Linked DNA regions of Mus musculus: region 2 is linked to region 1. A link is a loop called in an ENCODE intact Hi-C map of the cell type or tissue named here. Cell type or tissue: left cerebral cortex. All regions are shown on one strand. Links, peaks and the distances in the headings refer to the core of each region. The heading gives the core; the rest is flanking DNA.

Evidence for each region. A loop is a pair of places that touch in the nucleus more often than their neighbours do. Peaks named below come from ENCODE experiments on the same cell type or tissue, not always from the same donor. Only the 100,000 strongest peaks of a DNase experiment are listed, where the experiment ranks them.
Region 2: a loop joins it to region 1, with 2.7 times the contacts of the local background. A loop is called at or near these places in 2 of 42 quality-filtered maps.

Annotation. Positions count from the first base shown.
Region 1 is chr13:25,559,574-25,565,479 of GRCm38, reverse strand. No RefSeq gene overlaps it. Among named protein-coding and RNA genes, the nearest start is that of Gm34122, 200 kb to the right of the region's middle. In left cerebral cortex, for the core only: a CTCF peak has its summit at 2,623 (motif pointing left); DNase peaks (open chromatin) are centred at 1,641 and 2,581.
Region 2 is chr13:25,894,468-25,900,373 of GRCm38, reverse strand. No RefSeq gene overlaps it. Among named protein-coding and RNA genes, the nearest start is that of Gm11351, 69 kb to the left of the region's middle. In left cerebral cortex, for the core only: no CTCF peak of the experiment used is centred there; a DNase peak (open chromatin) is centred at 2,947.

The sequences.
Region 1 (5,906 bases), core at 1,429-3,928:
AGCAAAACACAGTCCATAGCAGACCACAACAGTGGATTTCCCCGGTAACAAGAGTCACATGCTGCTCTCAAATCCTGAAAATATGAGATGGGAGAGAAAAGAAATACAGCATCAGCTATGGAGTGAAAGATGTTTACTCTGTGAAAGAGATGCCATGTAAGGATGGGATGTGCCTATTGATCAATTCCCAACAAAGTACAGTATAGGGACCATGTGTTTTAGAAAAAATTAGTATTTTAGATATATTCCTATGTTTTAATATAGACTAGGAAAGAGACTCCAAAGAGGGTTCTTTTTCATTCTTATTGTTGTTACTTTTTTCTTTGTTTTATGGAAAATAGTCACGTATGCCATTTAGAATAAAAATGTATTGTATAGAGCTTTACAGTATTTTAGAGGCAGAAGGAAGCAACCAGGAACCATTTCCTAAGCAGCTCTCAGTAGATGGTCTCCTACATGACAGGCCTCTTCCAGCTGTTGAAACTGTAGCAGATGGTATAGTAGTCAAGATCTCAGAGTTCATGGAGCTACAATTCAGGGCACTTCATGCTCCAGTAGGAAGATAGGCAAAAGTGAGAGGAGGAAGGGAAGGGAGAGGGGAGGGAGAGAGCTAGCAAAAGAAAGAGGGAGAAAAAGAGGGACAATGTTAATTTTAGGTAGTGGCCTGAGCCTGGTAGACAATAACCTTTACTGCTATGTTGAAGGATGCTGAAACATAGTCACATGACAGTGGCAATACTGTAAGCCTACACCCAAAGGAAATGGATTATCCAGAAATTAACTCCCAGAAACAACTATGCAAATTAGGTAGCCTAGAGGGTGTAGAACAACATGGTCACTGACTATGCTCCTTCAGTTATGGTCTCCTGACTTTGCATAGTTACTCACACACTACTGTTCACAGTGAAGCCAGGAGTGTGAAAACAGTGTCTTATCTATTTCAGTCTGCTATTGAAACATGTCTTGAAAAAAGTCCAAAGAGAGGGCTGTCTTTCCACTCTTCAGCAATGCTGTCCTGTTTGAAGAGAGATGCCCCATGTATACAGAAGAGGGAGTTTGAGTCCTGAATCCCATTACCAGGTATAACAAGATGAAAGCCAGTGCTGAACAGGACCCCCACTTACCCCAAACCCCAGGGACAGTGCTCTAAACTGATCCATTGAAGTCACATTAGAATAGTGCCTGCCTGGTTCTACCACCTAACTGGCCTTCAACCTTAGGCAGCAGAATGAGGGGAAAGACTGTCTTACTGGGTACAAAACATAAAAATGAACACAAGACTGCATCATGCATTCAGTACTATGAGAACTCCACACTAGGAAATAGCCAAAGGGCATTGACTATTACCACACAGAGGGAGCCTCCATACCTACGTAAACATCACACAGGTACCTATTTACAATGGGAGAAACTGTATTGCCAGTCTGTGACATAGAATATGGTAGAGTAAGGTCTGGGATACTTTACACAAAGGCTGAAAGATTAGTATGTAAGAGAAGTAAGTTGACAGTGAAGAAGGTTAAGAAATACCCTGTGAGTATCAGAATGTAAAGTGTGGCTGATTATCATACCAACACCCACACTCCAGAGTAGACACTTAAGGTGTTACTTGCTCCTGGATTCTGCCACAGCTCTGCATCTCTGCTCCATTCCTCATTTAGAGCAAAAAAGAACCTGGTACCTGTAGTGGATGGATTCCCCCACCTTTATCCAAACCAGTAACCCTCGGAATGGAGATGGAGGAACAATCCTCACATTCCATAGCTATGCATAGCTGTGGGACTCAGGTGTGATAGGGCCTTTGCAATGCTCAGTAGCCAAAAAGAGAAAAAAAGGCTCTTGACCAATTCCCCAACTGTACTTAGCAAAGATAACCCCAGGCCAGTGCACAAAGGCAGAGACTTTAGTCTTTCCTATTCCAGGCAAAGAACTGTGTCCCAGCGAGACAATCTCATGTTTAGGCCCATGGTGTACACCTAGTGCCCCTCGACGATCATGTAGTTCCTTGCTGGTATGAGACTCAGACACAATCCAGTTTAATGCCCACCCCGCCGATGGGTGACGACCACAGCATTACCCAGCACACCATGAAGCAGGTCTCCATTCACTGGTAGGACGTAGCAGGGTGCTGAGCCTTAGAACACAATGCTGGAGTGGTAAATTCTAGCACTGGGCGGATCACAGAAGTCTCCATTCCCAACCAATATCCTCCCACAAAGCCTCTAGAGTAGCATCGGCATTAGTGGGAGATACATGTGGTCTTAGTCCATTTGACTTTTGTTAGCCTGTTGTTGACTGCAGTTGTCCCTGGCCATGAAACCACCTTAGCAACAGGAAGCTCACAGCAATGTGATCCTTGCTCTGTCCTCAGAGCTTGTCTCAGAGAGCAATGGGCTCAATGTGTGATGTAGTATTGGTGAACAGAGGAATAACATAGGAAGCTGCAGATGGTCCCTCATTCATGAGCCAGTTGGAAACACACGGCTGACTATATGGGCTTGTTACTACAGATGAACCTCTGGGAGAGGAAGGCACTACCCTTTTATGCTATTTCCCCAACTCTTGTTGAACAAGAGCAACTTCGGGTTTATGAGAAACCTAGACTTTGATTGCCCTCTAGTGGTGAAACAGTGGCAGCACACCAAGAGTAGACAATGACCTTGGACTTGGGCACCACTCTGCTGAAACAATGAAAAGTGCCCCTGAGTTTCTAGAAAGGGGGAGAGAGGAATAGGGGAAAGAGCCTGCTTAGAATTTCTGGGAAGATGAGCACAAACAAAATCAAATTATGAAATCTAAAATTACATGTAGATACCTCCAATGCCCAGGCAATGCTGTACAGTCAAGAGATTTCACGAAAGTGTGACCTCATTGGAAAGTCAAAATAAGTTACCAGAAGCCGCAAAGTCACCACCAATGTGAGTTAACACTTGAATTGAGACTTTAAATGCTGCTGTAAAGAGGACTCGGTGAACTTGAAGAAAATAACTCAGAAACTGAACAGAGGGATCAAAGACATCTAAATAAATAAATTTTAAAAACAGATCTTTAAGCTAAAAAAAAAATGAGAAGGCACTAGCACAATAGATGAAACAGGATGGGAAAAGTCGAGGACTAAATGGTGTGCTGTTCGAAGATGCATGGTGGGGTTGCAGAACAAAAATGGATGAAGAAACCCTACAGGATCATCAGTGCAGCATGAGAAGAGCAGACACTGGGCACTGGCCCTCAACAGGGACAGCAAGGAGAAAGCTAACAGAATCTTCCCAAACTCAGAGATGAATACAAACACTCATGTGTGGGATGATTAAAAGTTACAAATCATATTCCGCTCAGCTGAGTCTGCTCCAAGACATAATCAATCTTTCAAAGTTAAATGGCAAAGAGAAGAGTCTCAAGGATACAGAAGAGGAGAAATAACATATGGAGGAGGCTCAATTCCACTGACAATGTCCTTCTGAGCAGGAAACATCGGGGCTTGGAGAGAGAGGCATGTGATTTTTATAGCACTAAAAAGAACAAACTATCAATTAAGAATGGTGCATCCAGAAAAGCTATTCTTTAAAAATATAGGACAGGTAAAGACATGGCCAAACAAGAGTTGGGAGAATATAAGCCTGTTATATAAGAAACACTATATAATAACTGTTATATAAGAAACACTATATAATAACTGTTATATAAGAAACACTATATAATAACTGTTATATAAGAAACACTATATAATAACTGTTATATAAGAAGCACTATATAATAACTGTTATATAAGAAACACTATATAATAACTGTTATATAAGAAACACTATATAATAACTGTTATATAAGAAACACTATATAATAACTGTTATATAAGAAACACTATATAATAACTGTTATATAAGAAACACTATATAATAACTGTTATATAAGAAACACTATATAATAACTGTTATATAAGAAGCACTATATAATAACTGTTATATAAGTGCTGGAAGGAATTTTACACCTGAAGAATCCATTAATGAACAACAAACAAACAAACAAACAAAACATTTGGAAATATAAAACTGTTAGGCAAGAGTAATTATATAAGAAAGTTGAGAATGTCCTATCATATCTTTAGAATGGAGAGTAAACAACAAAGACATCAATAACTGTTTAAATTATATTAATACGTTAAGATGTTGTTGCCACAGAAAAAATACAAAATAGAACAAAGAAACCATTGCTTGCTTACTTGCTCCTAATAATTGTAGTAGGTTGCTATTGTTTAAAAAGATATCCTGTTACCCACGTGTCATGATAAGCCTAATGCAGCAGTGGTAGTTTGCTATTAGACTATCTTCTAGTAATGTCAGAAGCTATACCCATAAAGTTTCACCAAGATGAATCCTTAAACATGAACCTAAACATGAGCCAAGCATGGAAAACAACAATAGACACAAAAAAGTTCACAGAGAAAAGACCACAAGGCCTCAACTCTACAAAAAGAACTGTAGGCAACCAAGAGAAATGGAGAATAGGAAAATCTTTTTTTTCTAATGGAAAAGCACACCAATTGTTTATCCGATATCAAATGTTCCATGCTGAAAATATATATGCAAGTAACATTACAAAGACTGAACAGGTTATATATAATCATAACCCTCAAAACAAAAGATAAATCTAAAATAAATAAATACAGTCAGTTAAAAATGCATGGTGCAGCATACTTTAATCCCAGCACTATGGAGGCAGACACATGCTAGCCAAGGCTACATAGTGAGACACTGTTTGAAGAGAACACAGTGCTTTTAAAGCCTGTTATGTGAGCCTCATTGATAACCAGAAATTAACAATTAATGATAGACAAATCTAAAAAATAATCAAGGACTTGGAATAGAGAACTGGATGCCAGGTTTAAAGCTCAGTGGTAAAGCAATGGACTGTAAAATTTACTGCTACAGGAAGTATGCATGAGGAATGATAAGGGCAGTGTGACAGAGAAAACACACCATGAGAAGACTGGAAAACAATGGACAAGATGGCTGTGGTATGATTGGAACCCTCAGAGTTAGTGGCTCGAATTATCCTATGAAAAACATTAGAGTGGATGAATGAGTGGGAAATCAAAACCAAGACCCGTCTGTTGTCTGTAAGAAACTCATTTGCAAGGACACTCATGAATGAAGGTGAAGGCTGGGGTCAAACATTTTATAAAAATGGAGTCCAGAAGAAAGCACACTAGATGATTTTACCTCTCATAAATTTAGCTTATGATCAAATACAGGACAAAGAGGCAGAGAAAATAATTCAATATAACAATAGAAAGATCATCTGACCAAAAACAAATTGAAGTTCTAATTGCATGTGATTATGGAGGATCTAAGTATGTCAGGCAAATATTAATAAACATGAAGGGAAAGGCAAATCAGTTGGTACAACAGCACCATGTGGCTTTAATCCCACTTTCAGCAAGGGACCTATCATGCAAAGAGAAAGATCATTAAAGAACTTGTAGAGATCAAAGTGCACCCTCCATCAAGGAACCTAACAGACAGCTCTAGAATAGTCTGTGTTGTAGCTACAGAACATGGCTTCTCATCAGCACATGGAGCATGCTACAGAATAAATTATATGGTCAATGACAAGAAAAGCTCAAAGATCCATAAACTGGAAATCAAATTATTATATCTGCTGGTAGCTAAGCACTAAAACTACAAATCTGTAGTGAAAAGAGGGGGGAAAAACTACTGAAAGTAAAAAAGAGCACAGGACTCAAGCAAACTGTTGGACCAACAGTGGATCAAGGGAAAAGGAAGGAGATTAAAAGATCATTCCAGGCAAATGAACATGGATGCACAGTCTACCAGACCTGTTGCAGGAAGCTGCAAAAGTGGCCCACAAGGGACGATGTATATACTCAGCAGTGCCTGAAAAGATATCTG
Region 2 (5,906 bases), core at 1,811-4,310, 330 kb before region 1:
TTTTGCAATAAAGGAGAATCTAATTAGACCTTTCAATTGAGAAAGGAGGCTAAACTCTTTTGCTTCAACATAAAAATGTTCAGTAAAACCTTTCCCCCTTTCTGTAGTGAAAATAGCAGTTATCTTTAAGAGAGAAGAAAAGGCACAAATTATCCCACCTCCTTTCTCAATTCAAGCATAAGTCAGAGGCAGTGGACCCAGCCTCTTTTCCTCTCCACATCAGAAGGAAGGTGAATTTCAAAATCTGAGGCAGCAACTGAGAGCAAGACTGTGGAGGAGAAAGCATTGCCAGGGCTTTTAAGCCCTTTACACCAACTCAAAACGCCTTCGAGTTAAAAGCATGAAAATTGCAGTACTACTTCAATAAGCAAGTCGCTTAAATATAATTTTTGGCACCACATACATATTCACAGAGAAAATGAGTCAAGAAAGACAGTTTGTAGTTTTACGAAAAGGAAACCGTAAAATTTTAAATATTCTCACCCATGTCTATGCAGGAAAAGCACTATCATTTTTTTTTTTTAGAAAGAAGAAAAAGTAAACTGTTAAGTAGGACTTAGCATCAAGGGAACTTTGAGAGAACGAGTATGAAATCAGCCCAAAACAAACCTTCCTCATTAGCGTGATAGGAGGCCTGTCTATCCTGTAGCCAGAAGATTCGGTCAGAGGAAAGGAGGTGGCAACAATTTTCATATGGTTGGCTTGTGACACTGCAGAATGAAATGAACTTGATATCCTGTATCACAGAGAGTTAAAAGCATGCCATCCTATCCTCACAGAGCACCAGGGCTACCACAGACACTGTGACTCTAAGACCCTAAGACCCTTGTAATGATGTAGAACAGTGTTTGCATGTGTGTGTGTGTGTGTGTGTGTGTGTTCATGTGTTCTTATTTGGGGAGAGTAATTAAGGGGCTAATAGCCAAGAGGTCACACACAGCAGTTGAATAATAATTGCCTCCACTGGTGAGCAGTGGTATCAGTATGGAGTGCTACTAGATCACACTATACTGAATAGTTGACAAGAAGTCTTCAGACGTCACTCCCAATTGTCTAAAAGCAACAGTAGGCTTCCAAAGGACAGAAGAGATGCTTGTTATATAGACCAATGTTTATGCATCCCAGATATTATCACCTCCCTTTTTATCCTAATACATAAATCAATAAACTTGATACCTCAGTTTCCCTGTATTTCTGAGAAAGCAGGAAACACATGTTGTGAAGTAAAAGAGGACTCAACCCTACTTTACCTTCAGCACTGCATATCCTCTATATCCACAACCACCTGACAATTTTATAGAAAATCCTCAGATAAAGTCTAGGACAAATGGCAGTTAATGATGACATAGGCTAAAGCGATCATTTCTTGAGGAGGATACCCTGAATCCAGTTTCCCTCAATTTTCTGCTAAAAAGTAAGTTTTTTACTCACTTTCATATCAAGGAGAATTCTTTTTTATCATTTTATTTTTGAGATTTTAATATAATTACATTTATCTCTTCCTGTCCTTCTCTCCAAACTTTGTCATCCATGTCTCCTGGCACTCCTTCAAATTCAGGACCCCTTATATTTTTCATTAATTATTATTGCTTGCTTATATTTATTTTTATAGAAGATCCCCATTTTGGATAAGGAAAAAAGAGTTTTAGAAACTACTTTGTGGAATGGAAGATCTGGTCTCATTCCAGGACTAGCAAAGGTGACCTTTAGTAATCTACAGGTAACCTGCTGATTTGTGAGTATCTGCAGAGACTTGGAAGAACACATGGTAAAACTCACCAAACTTTGAATGTTCTTGATGCCTATGGAGTTTTAATTTTGGAGACTTTTACATATTTTCAAAATTTTTATATAAGACTGTATTATTTTTAGTAGTACTATTACAATGTCATACCAATTTCTTATAAAACTTGACTGAAATAAAGCTTAAAGTTCTTTTACAACTGTGCCTGCCACCATCACTATCACTGGTAAAATTTTACCTGCTGGTTTTCCTCTACATCATCAGACATGACTTTGAGTCCTGGAGTAAGAAGGTTCTGCCATGTAGCAATGCAAAGTGGCAAACCTAAAAATTATGGATAGAAGACCTTTCTATTATAAATCCATTGTTCTTAAACCCACCCCAAGGCAGTATTTACTAATATATGAACATAAATAGAGAAAACTACTGTGGTTGTTCAGTCAAACAGGATGAGGCGGCCAGGATGTTGACTTCAGTTTAACATAAAGTCATATTGCAAATGGGAACATGTCTACTGGTTACTTCAAGTGTGAGTTCAGAAAACCACTTGTCAAAAAAAAAATGTGCTCATCTTACATCTTATATCCTGGTGATCTTCCATGGTTTGGTTAATAGAGCGTAGAATCATTTGAAGGGAGAAGCCTCACTTGAAGGATTGCAGAAAGAGGTGTATCTGTGGCCATGCCAATGAGGGGTTGTTGTCTTGACTGTTCATTGATGTAAAAGACCCAGCCCACTGTGGGCAGTGCCATTCCCTTGGCAGGTGGTCCTGGTCTTGATAGAAATGCTAGGTAAGCATGAGTTTGTGAGGGAGCAAGAGAGCATATGACAGAGTGGGCCAGCAAGTAGCTCCCCCATGATTTCTGCCTTTATTTCTACACTGACTTTCTTAAATGATAGATTATAACCTGAAAGTATAAGAAAAATAAAGTCTTTCTTCCCTAAGTGACATTGGCTCAGAATATTATTTCACAACAGAAAAAGAAACTAGAATAGCATGGAAGTTTTTAAAGAAATCTCATTTGTAAATGTTCTTTTTCTTCCCATTGCTATGATTGTCTCCTACAGAGTACATGTTGGAAGTTCTTCAAGGGTATATAAATACACATACATTTTCAGGATATGCACTTTTCTGAAGCATCGATTTAAAAGGAATATTTTGTTATCCGCCTTAATTAAAGTCCAACACACATTGTGTTTTGGGGGATTTATCTGAAAAATATCACAGGCATGGATATTTGAAAAGGGAAAACTACTAGAGTAACAAACCTCGGAAAGGTCCACATCTGAGGAGAAAAGATGAGGAAAAATGATGCTCAGGCAGACTGTGCTGTTATTTTTAAACACAGAATTCATTACAGCCAGGACTACACAGAGAAACCCTATCTCAAAAAAAGAAAAAAAATCATTCTTATAAACCAAGGAAAACAACCTCTGTGTTCTTCCTGACAACACAATTTATTTCTTTACCAATGCTTGTGTGATCCTTGGAAGAAAATTTCTGATGCATCAATCCAAGAGCATACTTCACTATTTATCCATTAAAATGTACATTGCTGTAGAATTTCAAAATGTTTTTCAAATAAGTAAATTGACTGCATGAGCTAGCAGGCTGATCCCTAATGATGCCACAGGAGACTTAGAGACTATCATGAGGACGGTTAAAATGAGTGGATGAGGTGGGTGGTAAGATGATAATCAAATTGTGGCTAATGTCCAGAGAGACATCTAGTATTTTACTAATTTCCCTTTTAGGTTTGAACCCTTAAAAAATTACTCTAGGAACCTAAGAGTTTGGCTTAAGAAGTTAAGGGTTCAGACTGCTCTTGTAGGGATCTAATTTTATTTCCCAGCTCCCAAGTCAGATGGCTAAAATCTTCCTAGAAGTCAGCCCCAGGCAATCCAATTTCTCTGACTTCTGTGTGTACGGGTACTCACAGAACAATCTCAAACTAATGAGAGAATCTATGAAAATCCTCAATTATATTTAATAATAAATTACTTTGCTTATTCCTAACTTTGGGAACACGGATTCCCTAATCTTACCACCTTTATTAAGCATGTTGTTGTTGTTGTTTTGTTTTTTTCCTGGATCTCACCAGTGGTATAGCACAAGAAGAAGAAATCTGAAGCACCTAATTCAGAAAAAAAAAAAAGTTTACCAAAATGGAAATAAAAATGAATTGATTTAGGGACCTGTGTAAAAGCAATAAATATGAATTGATTAATAATTACTGTATAGAGAAAGAGAGGGAATAAGGGTAAATGACTCAGCTGCTAAAGTGTTTGTCACCCAAGCATGATGGCCTAGCTTCAGGTCCTAAGCGCCTGTGTAGAAACTCAGGAGCAACTGCACTCCTAGCTGTGGTGAGATGGAGACAGGTGAGAAGTGCACACTTGGAGTTCGATAGGCTGTGAGGATAGGTTCAGTAATGGACTCCTTCTTTAAAAAAAAAGAGAGAGAGAAAATAATTGAAGAAGACACCTGATATCAACCTCTAGCTTTTGTGCTCATGAGCATAAACACACATTTGCAACCTCAGTTACATGTGCATATGGCATACACACACACATACACACAAACAGACACACACACACACACACACACACACACACACACACACAGCAGAGACAGAGACCAAGAGGAAAATTTGGGTAGAGAAAAAAGTTTGTATTTTCAATTGATTCAAACTTCCAAACATAGAAACAGACATTTAAAGAGCCCATTGGTTATCAAATGAGATAAAGAAAATTAAGAAATATGGCTAAGCATGTTATTTTCAAACTGCTTAAAGCAAAATGAGTTTTAAAGCGATTAGAAATACCTAAAGACACATAATATACAGGTGAAGCAATTTACTGATGTCCTAATTGAAACAGGAGATGGAAATAGTAGAGAAAGCAATTTTATTTTTGTTGTCTTCTTAAAGATTTAATTTGTGTGTCTGGATATGTACCTGTGTAGGCACCCATAGAAGCCAGGAGGGCTGAATCCTGGGATCTAGAATTACACAGGTACGCCACTTACTGTAGGTGCTGACAACCAAACTCTGGTCTTCTGCAAGAGCAGTATACATTCTTAACCAATGAACCATAATATCTTCAGTCCCTAGGAATGTATTTTTAAAAGCTAAAATTAAAAATAATAATAATTGTTAGTGATATATATATATATATATATATATATATTCTTTAAAATTGGATATCTGAAACTTGAATTCCCACAAATTATTACACACATGCACAAGCACATGCACACACACACACTGATATATGTATATGTATATGTTATATGTTGTGTTATATGTTATATGTATGTGTATGTGTATATATCCAGAATCTGGCCATGTAAATGCTGGCATGTGTTAAAAGCATTGTCTGCAACCTTAACTCAGAGAAGGTAATTTCTTCACTCATTTGGAGTTCAATTGGTCGAGAGAGCACGAGCTGATGGAGAACAATAACAGTGTCTGAAGCTGAGTGTATGAACTAGGCAATAAAGGGATGACTGGGCCAGGTCTCTGAGAGAAAGACAAATGCTGGAAGAAGCAATAAGGAAAACATCAGTGTGAAGAGAATTCATAGCAGTGCAAGTTCAGAGAAAGGGGGACTCTTCGCTGGGGTGAAGATCAACCAGGGCTTTGAATTTTGAGATTCGGGAGATCATTTTGAAATGTAAAGTAGCGAGTCTACCAGCCATGTTCAGTCTTCAAACATTTCTTTAACTATATTTTTTTTAGATGCTGCCCTGTTGATAACCTCAGAAGTCTTCAGGGAAAACTAAGGTCTTCAGGAGCTCCACTTATAGCCCACTAACTAATAAGTAGCCTGTGTTCATCTCAGCAGAAAGTAATTCTGAAAATTGCTGTGGCTAACCCCAATCTATACATTTTTGACAAAATTCTACTCTGTTGACTGGTTCATCTCTAAAATCAGTATCTCTAAGTCTTCTAAACTTTGCTCCCAAAACCAAATAGAATCCACCTATCTTATTCTGTAAAGGCCTTGCTCACTTGCATGTCAGTACTCAGCTATCTGTATTTCTCAAAAGGGTCACCTCTGTTAGCCTATTAATTAATTAATTTTTATTCATAATCTATTTTTCTTCCAAGTATGCTACTGTGCCAAGTAGCATGTGTCTGGCAGATGGCAATTGAAATGG